Regions from separate parts of the Homo sapiens genome. Here region 1 is linked to region 2. The links are chromatin contacts, found by Hi-C or POLR2A ChIA-PET in ENCODE. All regions are on one chromosome and are shown on one strand. The core of a region is the stretch at or near the end of the contact, and the rest is flanking DNA. Distances in the headings are between cores, read along the strand shown. Region 1 overlaps LOC105371317 (a long non-coding RNA gene). Region 2 has its middle 160 kb from the start of CDH5.

Region 1 (6,911 bases), core at 1,132-3,631, 43 kb before region 2:
CTGGTCCTCAACTCCTGGCGTCAGTGATCCTCCCACTTCAGCCTCCAGAAATGCTGGGATTTCAGGTGTGAGCCACTGTGCCCAGTCGATTTTTTTTTTGTTTTAAAATTTTATCAATTGTTGGAAGTATAAATTGTTGTGAGAGTCAAGTGTTGCAATAATTAATTTTGATTATGAGAGTTAATTCGATTTACTAAATCATCTTAAATTTTTTCAATTGACAAATAAATAGGGGGACAGAGTTACAATTAATATAAATATTGAGAGTATTAGCTAGATAGCTTTAGGAAGAATATTATTTCCTTTCTGAGCCAAGCAATGCTTATAAAATTTAAATAATAATACAGAACAGAATAATAGAAATTAGATTATATCACAATTACAATATTTGTAGAACCTGCATTCATAATATTCAACAAAATAAACTTTAATAACTGCTTTTAATTTTTAGTTGTATAATTCTATCTAGGAATTCTATCTAGGTCATGAGGATTTCAAGAAAATATTAGAGTTTTTTTTTATATACTGAGAGAATGAATTAGAAATGGAATGTCACCTTTGCTACCTCAAAATAGGAGGAAAAATTCTGAAGTTATGTATGATGTTCATGATAAAACTGATTCAGATGTAATATAAGAATATAGGTATAAGGAAAAAAAGAAAATCCTAGAGAAAGATGAAGCAAGCCTCAAATATCTTGCTTTTCTCTTGACTTCAGTAGAGAGAGAGAGCATTTATTTAACATCACAAATTTGGCCAGGTACAGTGGCTCATGCCTGTAATCCCAGCGCTTTGGGAGGCCGAGAGGGGCTGATCACTTGAGGTCAGGAGTTCGAGACCAGCTTGGCCAGCATGGTGAAACCCTATCTCTGCTAAAAATACAAAAATTAGCCAGATGTGGTGATGGGTGCTAATAGTCCAGCTACTCGAGAGGCTGAGGCAAGAGAACCACTTGAACCCGGGAGGTGGAGTTTGCAGTGAGCCAAGATTGTGCCACTGCTCTCCAGCCTGGGCAACAGAGTGAAACTCTGTTAAAAAACAAACACACACAAAAAAACCACCACCACCACCAAAAAACAAACACAAATTTAGCTAAGAGGCCATAGGGCCACCCAGTCACTGACAGTTCTGAGAAATTTTTGTTTCTGCCCGAAGACATTGAATGTTCAAAATGTGACTACTGAAATGTAAATAAAAAATAGTAAGATTAAGGAATTTCTAAAACGAAATGACAGCATTGTTCCTGTCTAGATTTGTGACCCCCTCCCAACCCGCCAGTCGCAGCTTTGCTTCCTTCTAGTTTGAAAGCATCCCCAGAGAGAGCCCTCTCCCTCGCCCCTCCCTGTCCCTGCCTTTGCTGGGTGCAGATCCTCTGGATCTGGAAGCAGCATCAGAATCTGAGCATCCCGAGTTGCTTAGCAGCAGCTGGAAGAGATATGAGACCCCAGCATGGACCAAGGCCTTCTGAGGCTTGGACAAATGCTTCCAAAACAAACTGTGAAGTCTTTATTTATTGGATGACTTTATTTGGTGCTTCCTAGGTGCCAAATATCTCACTACATATCTTTCCCCCATTATCTAATCCTACCACCCAGCAATCCATGAGATCATCCCTCTCTGCATTCCCATTTTACAAATGAAAAAACAGGCTCACACAGGCAAAGTAATTTGCCCCAGGCCGCCTGGCCTGTTGGTGGCAGAACCGGGACTTGAACCCTGGCCCTTCTGACTGCAGAACACATCCACTTAACTGCCCTGGTAGCATGCCTTCTCCCAGAATATTCCAGACCGTGCAACCCAGCATTGCCATTTTGCTGACAGAGAAAAGGAGAGGCATAGTTTCAAGGTCCCCACCCAGAAGGTCAGCGGCATTGTTGGTTTGAATTTCAAGTCTGAGCCTGGGGCATGCAGACCAAAGCCAAGTGCAGGGGAACAATATCTGCTTTGTGCATTCTCCATCCCTGGAAGCATCAGGCATGCAGTCCGTTGGGATAGATCCTGCAGGCTTTAGGGAGCTCTCCACCAGGGAAATAGTTACAGAAAAACAATCCATTTGGTGCCAGTTGGAGAGGAAAATGCTGGTTGCTTTTTAATTTACCTTGTGAAATAGCTGCTGCTGGGACGGAGCTGTGGCCACGAGATCACGGGGCTAAGAGCCAGGCACTTTGGCGCTGGATCCCTCCTCTGGATAACATGGGGTGTTTGAGAACACTGTCTGGATGTTTCCTGTTGACACAACTTTGTAAAACTCTCTGAGCATTGTCAAGCACATTCAGGAGCCGGGGCTTTTTGCTTCAAGGCATGTTAATTACTCAGTGAACTAGCAGTGCAGTGGGAGAGGCAGGGTGGGGCTAAGGGGACATCAGCAGTCTGGCTGGAATGAAATGGCCCAGATGTTGTTGCTGCCCCCAGCCGTGCTCTGATACATCCGGCAAACATTCCAGGGCCAGTGCTGTCCAATGGAAACATAATGTGAGCCATGTATATAATTTTGAATTTTTTAGCAGCCACATTAAAAAAGAGAAGGAAACTGGTAGAATTCATTTAAAAATATATTTCATTTCATGTAATATATTCAAAATAGTATCATTTCAACATGTAATCAGTATAAAAACTATTTTTTTTTTTTTTGAGATGGGATCTTGCTCTGTCACCCAGGCTGGAGGGCAGTGGCGTGATCTCAGCTCACTGCAGCCTCCAACTCCCGGGCTCAAGCGATCCTCCCACCTCAGCCTCCTGAATAGCTGGGACTACAGGCTCAAGCCACCATACCTGGCTAATTTTTAATTTTTTTTATTTTTTGTGGAGACAGAGTCTCACTGTGTTGCCCAGGCTGGTCTCAAACTCCTGGCCTCAAGTAATCCTCCTGCCTTGGCCTTCCAAAGTGCTGGGATTACAGGCATGAACCACTGTGCCTGGCCTGTAAAGCTATTAATGAGTATTTTATATTCTTTTTATGGCACTCAATCTTGGACATCCAGTGTGCATTTTATACCTACAGCATGTTTCAGTGTGGACTAGCCACATTTCAAGTGCTCAGTGCTACAGGTGGTATTGCTTCTCTGCCTGTGGTGCAGCTCTTGCCATCCCTCTCTGCTGCTCAAAGACCTTCTGTGGCTCCCGACTTGCCTAACCTGTTGGAGTCAGTCATATACTGCAGTGATTTGTGTTTCGGACTTCCTCTCTCTCCACCACCAAGAAAGGTGGGTACCTTTAAGGAAGAAAAAGAGTTTTTATTATGGTGTCTATTAGGGGCATTTATTATGTATCTACTGTGGGTGCAAAGGGAAGGCTTTCCGGCTTTGCCCTCAGAAGATTTGCTGAAAAATCAACTCACAAAAAGGCAGATTACTAAGAGAAAAGGCAAACAAATTTATGACTACTGTGCACACAGTGAGAATCCCAGTGATTGATCAGTGGGATACAGATGCTTATATACCCTGCTTTCTTAGGGGAAAGGGAGATGGGGAAGTGTGGGTGATTTTAGGGGGATAGTAAGTGATTTTTCTGAGAATTCAGTGGGCTTGAAGAACATACAATAGCCTGCGACAAAATCGGTTGGGTCCGCAGAGCAAACAATGGTTTGTGACCAAAGTCTGTCTAGTAGGTGTGTAGACAGTCTTTGGTTTTCCTTCCTGTGATATGGGTTCAGTTAGTGAAATTTCAGGGAAGGGATCAGAGGTAATTGTTTTCTTCTTTGGGCAAATAAGGGAGCTTCAGCCTGTGCTGTGGGAGAGGTAGAGAATTTAGAGACAGGAAGGTTGGGGAGGAAAAACAATTGCTGTCCTTCGTGGGTCCATCCTGTCTTTATGCAGATCAGGAAAAGTCTCTTCTAGCATCTGTCTCTTTTAGCAAAAGTCTGTTCTAGCATCTGAAGGCCTTCTAAGGACCTTCAGTACAAAACACGCATTATCCCAGGGAGCAGTATTTTGGGGTGAAACTCTTCACACTCCTTTACTACTATGTCCTAGTTTTAAGTCCCTTGACTAATTGTGTTTTCCACAATAAATCTTACTGCGACACATGCCTGCATAAGACATTGCGTTAGGTGCTTTAAGTAATTTTCCTTTTTTTGAGATGGAGTCTCTCTCTGTTGCTCAGGCTGGAGTGTAGTGGCGTGATCTTGGCTCACTGCAATCCTGGGTTCAAGAGATTCTCCTATGTCAGCCTCCCTAGTAGCTGGGATTACAGGTGTGTGCCACCATGTCGGGCAAATTTTTCTTTTTTCTTTTCTTTTTTTTTTTTTTTTTCGCAGAAATGAGTTTTCAACTATGTTGCCAGGCTGGTCTTGAATACCTGACCTCAAGTGATCTGCCCACCTTGGCCTCCCAAAATGCTGGGATTACAGGTGTTAGCCACCACGCCCGGCAGCTTTGTGTAATTTTCTAATTAAATTATCAGTACAACTCCATGAGGTAGGTATTTAATTTCCATTTTACAAATGGAAAATGGAGGCTAAGAGAGCTGAAGTTGAATCCAGATCTGTGGGACTCTAAGTTGCTCTTTTAGCGACGTTGTGCTGAGCCCGGACAGGTTTGGATTCTCAGAAAACATGTATTAAATGTCCTGACTGAGACAACAGTTTCTTGCCTCTTTCTTGGGATGAACAGCAGACGCGTGGAGGCGGCAGAAGGGGCTGGGATGTCTACTGACATGTGTGTTTTTCTTGGTCATCAGGATGCAATATCAGCTTAGGCCCAGGAGTGCTGAGAGCAGCCTCTTTGGGAACTGGGTTGAGCACAGCCAGTGCTCTCAGCAGCCAGGCAACAAATTGGAAAGCCTCAGTCTGTGCCTGATAAATGCCCGTGGGTGGGTTTCCCCTCCCCTCCCGGCATCAGGCTGATAACTGGCGCTCTGCCCCTCCGGCTTCCCGAGACACTGCTATTTACGTGATGCATGATTCACACTCATTTATTGCCAGAGAGTACGATGCTTTGCCTTGGTACTTTATTGAGAGCACAATAAAAATAAAGATGAGCTACTAATAAAATGTCAAAAGAAAATGTCAATTAGTATTACCAAAAAGAAAAAAAAAAGAGAGGCTGATGTTATTGTACATCCTCTCAGTGAATTCCCTCTAATTAGTCAAATAAATATGCAGTCCTCCCACTTGGGTGTGTGTTTGTTTGCTTTAAAACATTGTAATTACATCCTCCGCTTTGGAAACTTCTGGGAACCGGAACCTCCACACATGGGCTTTAGCTAGGACGACGTGAGCCAGCACTTTGGCTGGGATGAAACTCCATGCCTGTGTAAGTTACTGGGCTAAACATTCAGAAGCAGGTTGTGTCTCACCCTGCCGTCACTCAAACTCCCACTGTGGCTCCCTAAGGCTGTGACATCAACACCAATTCCACTTCATACAGTGCAAGGGAACTGGGCAGGGAGAGGTGAGTTCTGCATGATCTTGAGACAACCTCTAACCCCTCCACGCCTCTGTTTCCTCTTTGGTGAAAGAAAGCAGTTCTAGCTGCTCCCAGCCATGAGGCAATCATGATTTCCATGGCCAACAACTGGCTCTCCCCATCCTTCCAACTTATCCATATTTCCCTCTTCCTGCAAGAAAACATTAGAACTTCAGTTGATATTTAGTTTATATTGACTTCTTCTATTTTTGTATATATTTAATGTATGTAAATCTATGCTAGGAATAGAGAACACGTATTTGACAAAGAAATACATACGTTAGTGATGTCTCCTGAAAAAACTTTTTATTAAAAAATCTGTGTTATTTAAGGCCGGATATGGTGGTTCACGCCTGTAATCTCAGCACTTTGGGAGGCAGAGGTGGGTAGATCATTTGATGTCAGGAGTTTGAGACCAGCCTGGTCTCTACTAAAAATACAAAAATTAGTTGAGTGTGGTGGCACACACCTGTAATCCCAGCTATTCAGGAGGCTGAGGCAGGAGAACCACTTGAACCTGGAAGGTGAAGGTTGCAGTGAGCCGAGATCAGGCCACTGCACTCCAGCCTGGGTGACAGGGTGAGACCCAGTCTCAGAAAAAAAAAAAAAAATCTGTGTGATTAAAAAAGAGACAACTAGTTTACAGAACAAGGGCTCTCTATATATTTATTTATTATTATTATTTTTTAAGATGGAGTTTTGCTCTTCTTGCCCGGGCTGGAGTGGAGTGGTGCGATCTTGGCTCACTGCAACCTCTGTCTCCCAAGTTCAAACAATTCTCCTGCCTCAGCCTCCTGAGTAGCTGGGATTACAGGCACCCACCACCACACCTGGGTAATTTTTTATTTTTAGCAGAGATGGGGTTTCACCAAATTGGCCAGGCTGGTCTGGAACTCCTGACCTCAGGTGATCCAGCCACCTCGGCCTCTCAAAGTGCTGGGATTATAGGCATGAGACACTGTGCCCGGCCACAAGGACAATATAGATGAAATAAACTGGAGTGAGAAGACTGGCCTTAGGGTCCTAGTCGTTCCTCCTGCCAAGTGCCAGGCCTAGGCAATGTTTGACCTTCCTTGTCCTAAAATGGGGTTAATCTTGTCTGGATGTTCTGTTTTAAGGTTATTCTGAGAGCTGATTGACATATGCATGGGCAGATGTTTTATAAACTGCATTCTCTACAAACTGAAGGGGCAAATGTGATGGATTCCAAGGCTCCACAAGGTAGGAATTATTATCCTGTGAACAGCTCAGGAGGCAGCTTTGAAGAGGTGAGGTCTTGCTCAAGGTCTCACAGTGAGGGTGGGTTGGTGTCCAGGTGTGAGTCCAAAGCTCATGAACTTTGCACTGTGTCAGACCCTTTGCCATCTGCATTCTGATCTTCAGCACTCATGCCTTATCCTGTGATTCGGCTTGCCAATTTTCCCCGTATCTTGTTGCTGGCCTAGGAGAGATTTGCTCATTTAAGATGCCATTGACCTTACCTAATAAAAAGAATCAGGAACCAAG
Region 2 (6,629 bases), core at 3,892-6,391:
TCTCTATCGGCTGTGAAATAGCCTGAAGGGTGTTGCTGTATCCTAACCCCATCCTTACTAAATCTTTTTAATTATTTTAGATTAATATACATTTCAGTATCTGAAACTTGCTCTCAAGTTCCTTTCTGTATTTTTTTTACATAGCATCTTTACTATTCTTGCACATTTGTTTTCCAAGTGACCTTAATGATCAATTTGTTCAGTTAAAATAACAACCATTGGAATTCCGACTGACATAGCATCATACTCATGAATTAATTTGGGGAAGAGTAAAGAAATACACAGTGTGTGTCTTCACATCCAATAATATAATCTCTCATTTTAGGTCTTTTGAAAATGCCTTTTAGAACATTTTCATAGAAAGCACTTGTATTTGTCTTGTGAAACATATTTTTAGATGCGTTATAATTGCTGTGGATATTCTGAATGTGCTTCTGCTTCTGCTTTCCACTATATTTTTCCCCACATATTTTACAACTAGTTTTTGCATATATAAAATTAAGCAATCCTATTTAAAAATATTTACCCCCAGAAGACAGGAGGGAGAGTCCATTCCTGTGGAGAGCTTGGGAGATGGGGCAGTTGAGGTGAGGGAGCAACTGCGTTGAAAAGGTCACAAGTGATTTTCTGCTGCTCTCTCGCATCTGAAGGCTGGCTCTGTGACAAGGCGAGCCTCGTTGCAAGATTCGTTGTTACCTTGCTTGAGCCTTGGGTACCAGGAAGTCAGCATGTCGGCTCATGCGGTGACCTTCCAGAATCTCCGGGCACCTGTGAGATTTGCTTTAAAATGCCATAGCTCCCTTTCCAAAGCCCCTTCCCATTGGCTCAGAGATGGGTTATCTGGGGGATTGCTGGAGGCTCAGAACGATCAGTGTCTATACGCATCACACACATGCAACATTTAATGTGTACTATATAGTCTCTTTTGATAAAACTTCTAAATAGACTTTGTGGCAGGAGAGCTTAGATAGCTCCCATACCATTAGATATTTTCAGGGGTTCTTAGAGAATTTACTGATTATCTATACCATGTTGTTAATTCCCTGTGGAAGTTGGTGCAAAATTGCACTGACATGGGTGGGATAAGACTGTGGGTAAAAGAAGCCATGGGGTCAGGGTTTTTCAAGTGTATATGTGTCCTGCCTCTGGCTTTGGGGTAGACTCAGCACCCAGGGGGATTGAAGCCACATACAGAGCCTTCAAAATTAATATGAGAGACTGTCTAACAAATTGTACAATTTGGTTTACTGATGAGTGACACATGGTTGTTTGTCAACTAAAAATATCTTGAAGACCTTTGAGCAAACCAAGGGAGACCTCTTTCATGTCGCGTCTCGCAAGCAGCTGTGCCCTGCCTTGGGTACACATAATTGCTGAAACTGATTCAGCAGGGCTGGAAGTGTTGATGCTGTCGTATTAATTTGTTCCATAAATCAACACATGCACTTGACAACCTTTAAAAATCTTTATCATCATGCATTTATTCTTTGTATTGTGAGGGAGGCTTATTGGCCTTTGATCCAAAGCAACTTGTATTCATTAAACAAATATTTGGGGGTCAACAGGTACCGAAGAGGTAGGGCCCAGGACCCATCCTCAAGGAGCTCACAGTCTAATGGGGAAATAGACATATCAGCAAAATAAGAAAAAGCAATTTCATGTGATCAGGGCATAGAGTTAGGCATTGATGTAGTGTTGCCACAAGGATAGATTCATTTATTCAAAAAAGACTAAAGCTGGGTACAGTGGCTCATGCCTGTAATCCCAGCATTTTGGGAGTTGAGATGGGAGGACTGCTTGAGCCTAGGAGTTCGAGACCATCCTCGTTAACATGGTGAGACCCTGTCTCTACGAAAAATAATCACACGCCAGGGCCTGTTGGGGGGTGGGGGACAAAGGGAGGGAGAGCATTAGGACAAATACCTAATGCATGCGGGGCTTAAAACCTAGATGATGGGTTGATAGGTGCAGCAAACCACCATGGCACATATATAGCTATGCAACAAATCTGCACGTTCTGCACATGTATCCCAGAACTTTTTTTTTTTTTTTTTTTTTTAAAAAAGCCATATGTGATGGCACATGCCCGTGATCTCAGCTACTTGGGAGGCTGAGGTGGGAGGATCACTTGAGCCCAGAAGGTCAAGGGTGCAGTGAGCCATGATCATGCCACTGCACTCCAGCCTGAAAGACAGAGTGAGACTCTGTCTCAGAAAGAAAAAATAAAAGACTAAGACCTCCTAAGATAGAGGTGTGACCTCTGCACATACAGATAAACAGGGCATGGTGACTGCTTCAGTGAACACAGTATAGGAGCCAGAAACAGACACAGAAACAGATTATAAATAGGTACAAGTGGTGGCAATCTGAGGGGGTATGGTGGGGCAGGCCAGAGCAGGGAGGGGTCATTTCAGGGGAGGGGTCAGGAAGGACTTTACCTATGAGGTCTTGAAAGATGGGCCAGTGTTTATATCCCAGATAAGTGGAGAAGAGGATTCAAAGTGGTAGGAATAGTGTGTGCAAATGCCCTGGGGTAGGACAGGGAGACAGATTGTTCAGGACCAGGAAGCAGCATGGCATGGACTGAGCATGGTGGGACAAGGCTGTGGTGAGAGGGAAGGCCAGAGAATCAGGTGGAGGTCATATAATGGATGGTTGTGAATGACCAGCCAAGAAGTCTGTTGTTATCCCAAAACCTCATTCACGGTCAAGTCGTGGTTTTTCTTTTCCTCTGCTTTCTCCCTTTAGAAATGCCAGCCGTGATTGTCTGCACACTATAAAACACAATGCAAAGACCCAAGCTTGAGAATGCTACACATATGAAATAATAAGACTTGAATTAAGCTTGATTGCCTGTTTTTGCATTTTTTGGCTTATGTGTCTGTTCACTTGTTTGTCATATTTTAGTGTAGGCAACATCTATTGAGCATGTAATGGTTAACAGAGCAGCAGTGACCAGTGGGAATGGAACAGAATTATGTCACTTACCCAAAAGAGACTCCTTGCTGCTCCTGGAACTTGGAGGTTTCCAAGAGGAAGACTAGTTACCTGCACCAGAAGACCTTTCTGTTAAATCTACCATTCTGGAAAAGAGGTGAGGATATAAACTACCTCAAAGGTTCTTTCCAGAATTTGTTAACCTGAACTCTTACCCCACCAAAGGAGAGGGAGAGGCAATCAGGCCGAGGTTCACATTTGATCACAATTCAGTGTCCCTACAGCCTCTCAGTATAGCCTCTCAAAGAGATGGGTTGCCAGCCCCATCTTATGTTTGGGTAAATTAAGCTATGTGCTCTAAAGTGTGGCCCATGGTCCATGGCCAGCAGTGTTAGCATCACATGGGAGCTTGTTGAAAATGCAGAATACCAGGCCCCACTTTAGTCCTAGGCAGTCAGAATCTGCACACTAACAAGACGCCCCACCCTTCCAGCCCCCCTGTGATTCTGTGCTTAATAAAGTCAGAGAAGCATTGGCTCCTGGAAGATCCAGGTCAATCTGACTTCAAAGTTTCTTTTCTTTCCATGACCCAACGTTAGCTCTACTTTTGGCTACTGTGTCTATTCCTAAATATGTGGAGCAATTTTGGCCAGGAATAATGTTTAAGTCCTCAGAGAGTGCATATTTCTACTTAACAGTGTGAGTTCTGGGTTTCGTATGCTCATTATGCTTTGAGATTGATCAGCATGGAAATATAGCACATGAGAGTCCCAAATTTGTAAGGCTATGAGAAAGCCTTCAGGGAAAATGGAGTAGAAAATTCTTCATTCTAACAGGTTTTCAGGTGCTCTCTTATTAAAGAAAATTCTGATATTAAAACAGAAGCACCTCTATTTTACCAAGGCAATTTATTGGGCAATGTTTGCTAGCATTGCAAAGTATTTTCTACTTCAACTACTGGATGTGTTTATTCATTCATTAGTTCATTCATTTCACAAACATTTGTGCTATGTCCTGAAGGAGTAAGACAGGGTCACCATCCTCGAGGATCTGGAAGAGGAGACAAATAAAAAATAATTACAACCCAAATTAACATGCGACCAATTACAACACTTCTGTGTCATGAACTTTATGCTGATCCCACTTCCAAGCATTTATTTCAGTACATGGATTATGTATCATGTGACTGTCACAACTTTTTGTTTGAAGGTGTTGTCACCTTAGTTATATTCTGGTTATCAACAAAGTGCTAGGGGATAGGGGCATAGTGCAGAGGAAGAGGTAGTTCTGTTGGGGGAAGGGGGTGACGGAGGAGATGATGTTCATTCATTCATTCATTCATTCATCTGACAGATATTCATTGAGTCACGTGTGAAGCTTAGTTGTAGGAAGATGAGGACATTGGGAAATAGGAATGAATAAGACATCTTGGTTCCTGCTCTTGGTCTCCCAGGAAAGATGTTGTTAAACATATAATCACACAACAAATCAACTAATTTCAATTGTGCTACATGTTTGGAGAAGTGCAAGGTTCTGTGAGAGTATGTGATGGGAGAGGTGACCCAGCCGGAAGCATTAAGAAATGCTCCCTGGGGGCTCTGACTCATGAGCCGAAACTTGAAGGAAGAATACCGAAGGGAGGTAACTTCCAGGTAGCAGGAACAGCCAGTACAAAGGCACGGGGGCACAAAGAAACTTAGTGCTTTCCTCCAAATCAAAACTCAATGTAGTTGGAAGAACAGGGGCCGTTCTGGATGTTAGATGTTATCCTTGCTCAGCATTTGTTTAAATAATAAGGTTTTTCTTGACCTTATGAATGGGAGAGTCAAGACAAAATAGAATGATGCCTGGCCCAAGAGACCACTTGCCAATTATTTAATCGCAGGGGTTGGCCTCAGTTTCCCCATCAGCCCAGTGGGGATTCCTGTCCGTGCTGTTTATTTCCAAGACTTTATGGATGGAAAAGTGCTTAGAAACATAATACAAATGCTACCATATCATATGGTTCCCCCAGCCCCCTTACCTCAGGGGAACATCTGTGGGTGAAGTGAGGTAAAGTGAATATGCTTGCTTTTGGCTTCCATGTTGAGAGACGGTGGTTAATTAAAAAGACTCAAGTTTTTCTTCTTAGGCACACAATAGCTTTTGGGGAAATGGCTGACTGTCCACAGCTGCATGTAAATTGCCCAACCGGAAGCAGCAGACAAAAAACTGATTATGACAGAGGCACCAGGATTTTAGTGCTGAGCTGCCAGATGCTGTTAGCAAGTGGGAACAAAAGTGACATTGGCGAGTTGCCTGTAGAGAGGTCTCTTCCCACCTCATTGAAACCCATGGGCAGCACAATAGGGATGAGCTTGGATCGGGTGAGGTTCAGGGCTGGGAACGGGCTGTTCCAACCGCAGATCCAGACGATCTCCAGCATTGCGGAGGCATTGGGACAGCATTATTCTCAGAGCAGGGTTAGGTGGGAGCCAAAGGCAGGCAGTGTGTGAATCAAGGTTGAACTTGGAACATTAGCAGTTGAGGTGTGTGATGGGTTGAATTATGTCCCCCTAAAAAGATATGCTGAAGTTCTAACCCTCATACTTCAGATAGTGACCTTATTTGGAGTTAGGATCTTTACAGAGTAATCAAGTTAAAATGAGGTCATTGGGGTGGGCCCTAATCCAATATGACTGGTGTTCTTATAAAAGGAGTAATTTGAACACAGAGACAGACGTGTGCAGAGGTCATGTGAGTGATGCATCTACAAGCCAGGGACTACCAAGTATTGCTGGCAAATGCTAGATTCTTCTTAGAGTTGTTAGGAAAAGCATGGCCCTGCCAACACCTTGATTTTGGACTTCCAGCCTCCAGAATGGTGAGACCGTACATTTCTGTTGTCTGAAGTCACTTTGTTACAGCAGCCCTGGGCAATGAGTACAACCTCTCCAATAATATAAAGCATCATGTTTTTGATACAGATGGGGTGAGGCGATTATCCTCCCAGTGCCCTTGCCAATCATTCACATATTTACTGTATGCTGATTACTCCAGTCTGCATGTGTGCCCACTCTGTCTGAGTCCTGCAAAAAGGAAATAGCCCAGAGGTGAGTAAAAGCAGATGCTTTGTAGTGTAACCTATACTACTTCCCTTAAGTTGGCTTCGGAATTTAAAAATTACCTTCTTTATACCAGACCTTGCTCTTGTTAATTGGACCTGCAAGTGGCAAGTGACTGAACCTGCACTTCAGTTACACGAGTAAAGCAGACCCAGACTAGATCTCAGCTCTGCTCCTCAAAGCTGTGCAGTCCAGGGCATGCAACTTCCCCAAGTCTCAGAGTTCATATCTGTAAAATGAGGACTATAACACCTCCCTCCTGGGTTGTTGTGGAGATTGAGAATATTCATGTGAAGTAATTAGCACTGTTCAACTACAAGAAGTGCTAAAAATCTATGATCAGTGTTGATGATGGTGATGATCCTATCCAGCAGCTGTTTCCTTCAGATCCAGGCATTTCATAGCTTGAAGATCCTAAGTTGTGACACAGACTTTAACTCCCAGAACTGAAACTCTAGGGGGTGGAGAGTGGGCAAAGCTTGCCCTTAGCACACTCCCATTTTCCTCTTGCCTTGACCAAGAGACTGGTTGGCATTTGCTGACTCTAAGCTTTTCCTAATCTCTGTGAAAAAAAAAAAAACAGAAAAA

What was found. A loop is a pair of places that touch in the nucleus more often than their neighbours do. ChIA-PET counts read pairs that join two places held with the same protein, here RNA polymerase II (POLR2A). Pooled maps may share reads with other maps.
Region 1: a loop to region 2 is called in a map of gastrocnemius medialis, with 2.3 times the contacts of the local background. The contact joins two enhancer-like sites. A Hi-C loop is called at or near these places in 2 of 168 maps with a recorded cell type or tissue (cardiac septum and gastrocnemius medialis) and 2 of 50 pooled maps. POLR2A ChIA-PET finds 5 or more read pairs at or near these places in 2 of 52 experiments (B cell and HEK293).

The regions. Positions count from the first base shown.
Region 1 is chr16:66,246,226-66,253,136 of GRCh38, reverse strand. It overlaps LOC105371317 (a long non-coding RNA gene), which reads left to right. Exons shown (of 4, transcript XR_007065087.1): 2 at 6,524-6,911. Among named protein-coding and RNA genes, the nearest start is that of CDH5, 120 kb to the left of the region's middle. Within about 2 kb of position 2,381, at least 12 of the 41 ENCODE cell types and tissues checked have a DNase peak (open chromatin) inside an H3K27ac peak, as active enhancers do; they include gastrocnemius medialis, where a contact is called at or near this core.
Region 2 is chr16:66,205,928-66,212,556 of GRCh38, reverse strand. No RefSeq gene overlaps it. Among named protein-coding and RNA genes, the nearest start is that of CDH5, 160 kb to the left of the region's middle. Within about 2 kb of position 5,141, at least 4 of the 41 ENCODE cell types and tissues checked have a DNase peak (open chromatin) inside an H3K27ac peak, as active enhancers do; they include gastrocnemius medialis, where a contact is called at or near this core.